3 separate regions of the Homo sapiens genome follow, and regions 1 and 3 are each linked to region 2. The links are chromatin loops, found by intact Hi-C in ENCODE. Cell type or tissue: heart left ventricle. All regions are shown on one strand.

Evidence for each region. Hi-C counts contacts between places; a loop is a spot of excess contacts. Peaks named below come from ENCODE experiments on the same cell type or tissue, not always from the same donor. Only the 100,000 strongest peaks of a DNase experiment are listed, where the experiment ranks them.
Region 1: a loop joins it to region 2, with 7 times the contacts of the local background. A loop is called at or near these places in 19 of 110 quality-filtered maps.
Region 3: a loop joins it to region 2, with 5 times the contacts of the local background. A loop is called at or near these places in 2 of 110 quality-filtered maps.

The regions. Positions count from the first base shown.
Region 1 is chr5:172,508,339-172,510,838 of GRCh38, forward strand. All of the region lies in intron 1 of LOC105377727 (a long non-coding RNA gene), which reads left to right. Among named protein-coding and RNA genes, the nearest start is that of LINC01944, 49 kb to the right of the region's middle. In heart left ventricle, no CTCF peak of the experiment used is centred here; a DNase peak (open chromatin) is centred at 1,133; H3K27ac peaks cover 1,986 bases.
Region 2 is chr5:172,583,211-172,585,710 of GRCh38, forward strand. No RefSeq gene overlaps it. Among named protein-coding and RNA genes, the nearest start is that of LINC01944, 25 kb to the left of the region's middle. RefSeq lists an enhancer at 1,446-1,946. In heart left ventricle, no CTCF peak of the experiment used is centred here; DNase peaks (open chromatin) are centred at 821, 1,191 and 1,616; H3K27ac peaks cover 2,500 bases.
Region 3 is chr5:172,533,947-172,536,446 of GRCh38, forward strand. It overlaps LOC105377727 (a long non-coding RNA gene), which reads left to right. Exons shown (of 2, transcript XR_941225.3): 2 at 1,533-2,500. Among named protein-coding and RNA genes, the nearest start is that of LINC01944, 24 kb to the right of the region's middle. In heart left ventricle, no CTCF peak of the experiment used is centred here; a DNase peak (open chromatin) is centred at 1,044; H3K27ac peaks cover 715 bases.

The sequences.
Region 1 (2,500 bases), 75 kb before region 2:
ACTTTTCATGGCAGACCTAGGAAACTAATACAGGAATGAACTTGGGGAAAACAACAGTGGGAAGGTCCTTGCCCAGTGGAGCCCTTCCTGGATGGCACTGTCCACACCCAGGGCTTCATTCCTTCTCCAAAGAGGCAGGATTGGAGGGGGCCCTGAGGACTGAGAGTGGGAAATGGCCCAGTCTGAAGTCTTCTGAGCCAGAGGTCTCCCAACGCCCCTTCCTTCTCTCCCTGGAGTCTCCCTTTGAAAGGGCAAACATGAGAGAGAGTGGCTCAGTCCCTGGAGCATCACAGCTGCTTGGATCCAGGCGGAGTGGAGTTGGGGAGATGGCTGTTTGCAGAGGTTGTTTGGGGATGCTGACTGCCAGCATCCAGGGGCCTTGGGGATCTTGGGGGCCAGTGGGATGTTATAGTTCCCCTGCCATGGTGGTGGGAAGAGGGGGCCATTAATCTGTGGAAACAGGGTGGTCCTCCTGTAGCTCATTGCTTAGACAACATGGGATGAGATTCTGGGGTCCTTTTGAGACAGTTCTGCTCATGATACCCATCTGTCTCCAAATCTTCACCGTTTCCACCACATTACACACTCTCCCAGAGAACTCTTTCGCAGAGAACTCGGCATCATTAGCTCGAATCTAACACTTAGCTGCATGGCTTGGGCCTGGGATCAATCATTTCCTTGGCAGCTCCAAGAAGCAGATGCAGGCAGCATGGAGCCCATGGCCACAGGTCCTTGGTGTAATCTGTTGCCCAGGCTTAGGTTTACTGTCATACTGAGATGACCCCAGAGTCTCTGCAGTCCTCTAAAGAAAGGCTCCAAAGCTCTGTGTGAGTAGATCATAGGCGAGGTAGGGCTTGAGACCCCACTTCCTTTGCAAGGTTCACTACCTGAGCTTTTTTCCCCCTGAGAAAAGCCACTCCCCTCTTGGTACAAGTCAGCTGCGTCAGAAAGCGGGCTATGGCACCCACGCCAGCCTCAGATTCTCCCCACCGCACCCCCACCTCTATCAGGGCCAGCTCAGGGGCTGCTGCTGAATTCCCCTGCAAGGCTCACTCAGCGGTCAGGGAGAGGAAAGCTGCTCTGGGAATAGCAAACTCCAGGGAGCCAGGATCACAGGCACGTGGGGGAGGCAGCGGAGGTGGCTGTTTCACACTCTGTCACAATGGAGGTAGCAGTTTCCTTTTGAGGGACTGGAAATGTGACCTACTTCCTTGTAACAAGGATGCTGCGTCAGCACTTGGATGGAAAATGCAGGTGAAGGATGTGCTCCTCCCCAGACAGAACAAGAAAGAAAAAGGTCCGTGCCCTCGTTTTCGGCGTGCATTGTTCTCCCTGCCTGAAACACTCCTGCTCAACTTTTCCATCTGCAAAACCCGTCTTTGTGCTTTGTAAGCCAGATGGAGGAATTTCCCTAGGGAAGTCTCCCATGACCTGTCCATGCTCTGCTGCCCATGCTGGGGCAAAGTCATAGCCTTTAGAGTTGGATACTGGGCTGTTTCGGCCGTCTGAGAAAGGGGCCATGTTTGCTCTGAATATGGCCCAGCCCCTAGCACTGTGGCCCGCACACAGCAGGTACTGAGTAATGTTTGTTTATCAGCTGTGGAAGGCGGGCAGGTAGATTAAACTCTCTGAGCCTTGGTGTTTTCATCTGACCACAGGACTAGTATATAATAGCTGCCTTTATCAAACTCTTTATATTGATGCATTTAGGAGGTAGGGGCTACTGTTAGTCGCATTGTGCAAAAATGCAAAATAACTTATCCAAGGTCTCACAGCTGGAAAGTGATCAGTATACCTCCTCATACCTTGAGGACCAAATGTGTGTGTGTATGTTTGTGTGTGTGGGTGTGTGTATCTAATTCAGAGTAGTCAGTGCTTGGTACATGGTAACTGCCCAATAAATGGTAGTTGTTTTGTTTATTACTGCTGCTGTCCTACTACTGCTCCCAGCACCTCCCCAGGCACTGATCACACCATATCATACAGTCTTGTCCAATCCTCCCTGAGACGGGAGATCTCTGTGCACAGGTCTGCCCAGAGTAGATGCTAACTACATGCTAAAGGCATGAATACAATGAATGAGGAGGTGACTTTAATCCCAATTTCAACTCCTAAGCTAAAAATGTAGTTCCCAGTGAGTATCAAAGCCACTTCTATAAAAGGTCATTGTCATTGCTAAGTAAAATTTCATTGTAATCACCTCTGCAGTGTGCAGAGAATTTTTCACGTTGGAAAATTCTTTCAAAACTGTAATGTCAGTTGATCCACCCGGATATCTGGTAGAGAAGGGCATTGTGCCTGTTTTGCAGATATAGTTGGCACCTGTTTTATGAAAGAGGTGGTTAATGGAACTTTTGCTAATTGATGTCCAATTCATGCTCTACCACATCCTCTGTGCAATCTGGGGCAAGTCATTTCTCCATTCTGAGCCTTAGTTTCTACATCAACAAAATGTAAGTAATACTATGTACCCATGGAAGAAATTTAGGCAAAATTAATA
Region 2 (2,500 bases):
GGAGGGACACCTGATCCAGGGAGACCCAATCCAGACACTGGGTCAGGCCAATTCATTTCAGAGCTCAGACCTTGGAGCCCAGCAACCTGGGTTCAAACCCCAACTTCCTTACCCATTAACTAGGTGATCCTGGGCAAGTTAACCCCTCCTAGCTTCTGTGTCCTTGTTTATTATCTTCATAAGTAAGGATGACAATACAACTTGCCTTGTAAGGTTATTTTGAGAATTACATGAGAAAACTCACATAAAGACCTTGGACCAGTGGCTGGCACATCACTGGGGCTCCACAAGTTTGCTGTCGGGTCGTGATGGTCATTCTTGCTCCCACAGAGGAAGAGACTAGATTAGTTGGCTGGGCCTGGGGGATCTGTAAGGTTTGGGAAGGAAGACTGCCATTTGAGGACAGCCATTTGGGGACCCTCATGAGCAAACAGAGGGAGCTGATCTCCAAAGCAAATCAGAAAAAATGGTGATGACGGAAGAGAGGTGGGCCAAGGAGGGACAGAGTGAGCATCCCCTTTGCGTCTGACAGTTTGCTTCTTGCTTTGTGTCTGATGGTTCTTCCTCTTGAGGCTTGGTGGTTCCCCTTGGGTTCCATGACCTTTCCCAGTCTCCCACTAATTTCAGTTATTTTGACTGGGTTTTCTGTTCCTTAGAGGCAAGTAGCCCCTGACCAAGTCAAGGTGTCCCGAAAACCCTGCTCAAGAGTGTGACCTAATCAGGAAAAAGAAATTTGTTTACAGCGAGCCCAAGCTGGAGAACAAACAGGCTTCCTCTGCCAGGGCTTCCCCTCACTACGTGGGGCTCGGCATCGCACCTCCCACCTCCTGGAGGAGGAAAAGGAAGGAGGCATTTGGAAAGTAGGAGAAAGGCCAACAAGTGGGACCCAGAAGCTCTCCCCACCCAACACTGCCAGGACAGAGGGAAGACGTCCAAAGCTCATTAGCAAGTCCCAAGAGCCATTTCCTGTGATTCTTCAAGGCTGACTAGGTCACTCAGAGGAGCAGAAGACATCTGCTGTTTCTTCCCCTGCTGCAGATAGAGTCCCTGTCCAGCTAAGAAGGATAGGCCTGGAAACATTCCAGAAAAGCCCTCCCTCTGTTCCCTCTTCCTGGAAGGAGAGCCAGGGACACCGTGCTCTCCACAGTCCCCCTGAATGACATTTCCACTCTGCTGGGAGGCCTGGGCAGTGCTGAGATTAGAGAAGGTGGGAGGGCAGGCAGGCCCCCGGGGCAGAGGTTGAGCATGTGGGATTGCTGGGGGAGAAGGCAGCAAGAGGGGCTGGAGGTGGGGAGTTGACAGGCAAGCCCCAAAATGGCTTGAAATAGATGGTGGCCGTGAATGCTGTGTCGAGGAATGGGGGAGCCGCCAAAGGTCTTTAGGAGGGCATGGCAGGGTCTAACCTGAGTTTTAGGTAGATTGCTTTGGAAGCAGCACAAAGATCTGATCAATGACAAGGTGTGGCTTGGTCACAAAGAATAAGAAGCTGGGTATGCGGCCGAGGGCATGGCATCATCACACAGGGACCCTGACAAAGTTGATGGGGATAGAGCTGTTGACCTAGAGTCCTTCAGGTCCTTCCCTGCTTCCCCCATGGCAGCCTCAGAGCTGAGGGCTGGGCCTGTGCGTGAAGCCCAGCTGTGCTTCCAGTCTCGCTAGGGAGCTCCTTCATGACAGGCAGCTTTGGGCTAGAGTGAGATCCGTGGGGAGACAGGACAGAGACAAGACGATGTCACATACTGCAGGCATATTTATTCACTCAACAAACACTCACTACACATCTGCGCCGAGTCCTGAGCAGACACTTCCAGCCCTCCAGGGAGCACTCTTGATCGGGGCACTCTCCTCTTCCTCCTCCTCTTTTTCTTTTTTAAACCCTTGGCCCTTTCTAGTACATAAGTAAGGCTTGCTCTTTATATTAATTTCCTGTGGCTGCCACAACAAATTATAAAAGCTGGGTGGCCTAGAGCAGGAATTAATTCTCTCGCCATTCTAGAGAACCGGGAAGTGTGAAATCAAGGAGTCGGCAGGGCTGTGCTCCTTCTGAAAGCCCCAGGAGAGAATCCTTCCTCCCCGCCCTCTTAGCTGTTAGTGTTGCTGACAAACCTTGGCATCCTTGGCTTGGTGACACATTGCTCCAATCTCTGCCTCCATGGTCACACAGCGTTCTCCCTGTGTGTCCCTGTGTCTCTCCTCTTCTTACAAGGAGACCAGTCATATTGGATTATGGCCCACCCTAATCAAGTATGATTTCCATCTTAATGTGATTACATGGGAAAAGATGACAATTTCCAAGTGGGATCACACTCACACGTATCAGAGGTTAGGACTTCCACCTGGCTTTTGAGCACACAATTCTACCCACAACAACTTGGGTAGGAAATCATAGGGAATTTGTAGGCAAAAACAGAGATAAACAAAAGAAAAAAGAGATAAAAATAAAATTGTTAAAAAGTTGCATTACCCAGAGATAACAACTCTAACCTTTTGGGATGTCTCC
Region 3 (2,500 bases), 49 kb before region 2:
GGCTGAGATTACAGTGAAAAATTCAGTGTGGACGTTTCTGTGGGATGGCACAGTGCTTATCACTCTGAATAATGAGGCATTCCTTTCAGTATCTCGAAATGCCAAGTTCCCTCCAGCCTGGGGCTTTGGCACACCCAGTTTCTGCCTGGACTGTTTGTTCTTGCACCATGTCTTCACCCAGATCCCATTCTCCAGATCCTGCATGAATTCTGCTTTTCCCTGGAGCCTCCCTGGACCCCTGAGGCTTGGCTGGCAGCCCCTGCCCCTGGGATCCCATTGTTTCTGGCTACCAAGCAGAGGTCAGCCTGCCTTGTAGCCAGGCTGTGAGCTTTTTAAGAGTGGGGACACTTTTCCTAGTGGTCTCTCCTCTGTCTTCAGTGCCTAGCCTAAGTGCCTGACACATGCTTGTTGCCTGATGACATAAACAGAGGGCAGGAATTGTGTCTGACTCATCTCTGGTTGGGCATCACCCAGGGCTGGCTTCATGGGCTTGCGACCAGTGCCATCACATAAGGCCCTAGAAAGATGGGGCCTTGGTCACCACGTGTGATGTCACCATCATTGTCTTGAAATTTTTAATAATTTTTTTTTGAATTTGTGTTTCGTAAGTGAAGTCTGATGGGACCCCTAAGCATGCTTTAGGGACTTGGAGCCTCAGCTCTCGCACAGTCCTGCCTTCCATCACCTCCCCAGGGTGGGTCAGATACCCATCCCTCCACCTCCACCCCCTGCCCCTGCCCTATGACTGCTGCTGTCCTCCACCCAGCAGGCACACAGAGGATTAGGGGTAGGCATGCACACTTGGTGGCATCTTTTGGTAGGGCATGCTCCAGGGTTAAGCACCACAGTGCATCTGGTGGGTGGCCAGCTGGAGGCTGTGTCTCAGCCAGGTCCAGCCTTTCGCCCACCCCTGATCCAGGTACCCAGAGCATGTTGGCTTAGAGCGTTAAACATTCCCAAGGATCCCTGTCTGCGGTGGGTTGGAGAACAGGCTGTGGGAAGAGGCAGGCTTGGCTCAGCTTCCCCAGACCCCGCCCTAGCCAGGGCAGGTCTTGTCAGTCCAGTCACTGGCTGAGGGTGAACCCAGCTGCCCTCAGACTCAAGCAAGCATGCGTGTCCCATGTTGCAGGGTAAGGCCCCAGGCACTTGTGAACTTCTGTCCTCTCCCTGCTAGTATCCCCCATACCAGAGAGAGTATCCCTGTACCCAGGAATGCTCCAGCAGCTGGCTCTGTGTCAGGTGTGTGTGTATGTGTGTATGTACGTAGGTATGGGTGTGTGTGTGTGTTGGGTGTGTGTGTGTGTGTGTGTTCCTCTCCTCCTCTTTTCAGCCTTGTTTCTGGCTTGTTTGTCTCTTATGGCCACTTAAGGCACTCCCATAGGGTTGAGCCACATAATACAAACTGTAATTTCAGTGATTTTGATAATGCATTAAATGCTCGCTCTTTTGCATTTGAAACTGGAATTTCACAATATAAAGATGAACAGTAAATTCATGCCAGTAATAAAAAATTTTATTTTTTCTTTACTTAGAACATCAAATAGCAAATGAATAGCATCATAAGAAGTCAAGAGAAAGACCATGGAAGAAAGAAGAAACTTTAACAGCGCTTTTTTCATGATCTTTGAACAAGGAGCTCTAAATTATCATTTTGCACTGGCTCTGTCCCAGCTCATGTTTGTTGAGTGAATAAATAAATAAATAAATGCATACATACATATTTATTAGTACATGGAACACACTGATTATCTTCCATTTCCTAACAACACTGTATGTAATCAGGATTGCAGGCATGTTATGAAATACTAGAATAGCTGAATATTAAAATTATTCTGGAATCATGTATGCTTATTGTTGGGGTTATTTGTGACGTCTCCAAAGTCATCACAGTTTTCTCAGCATCAATGTCCTCATCTCACCCCAGTCCTAGTTCTAGTCTTAGTGGAATAGATTGTATCAGACTAATCCTCTGACAGACAACAACGATCAACTGTGGATGAAATTTTAAAACAACTATTTAAAAATGCCAGAGAGCAAACAAAAGCAGACAAGTTAGAGGGACTTCAACCCACGAAATCAATAAACGTACTGACTGAGACTCATGCACACACACATGACAGAGGGACAGAAGCTCTATGAGAGGAGGACCCTTATCCATTTTGTTGATGGCACATAGTATATGTTCAATAAATTTTTGTTGTCAAATGAATGTTTTGTTTGGCCAACCTCACTTATTGTTTTTTCAGTTTTACTGAGGGATGATTTATGTAAAATAAAATTCACACTTTTTAATTGTACCATTTTATGAGTTTCACAAATGTATACAGTTGTATATCTGCCACTATGATCAAGATGTAGAGTATTTCCATCGCCATAGAAAGTTCCTTTATGCCCCTTTGCTGTTTATCCCTTCCCCAGCCCCAGCACCTGGCAATCGCTGACCTGATTTCTATAGCTTTGCCTTTTCCAGAAAGTTGAATAAATGGAATCACACTAAATG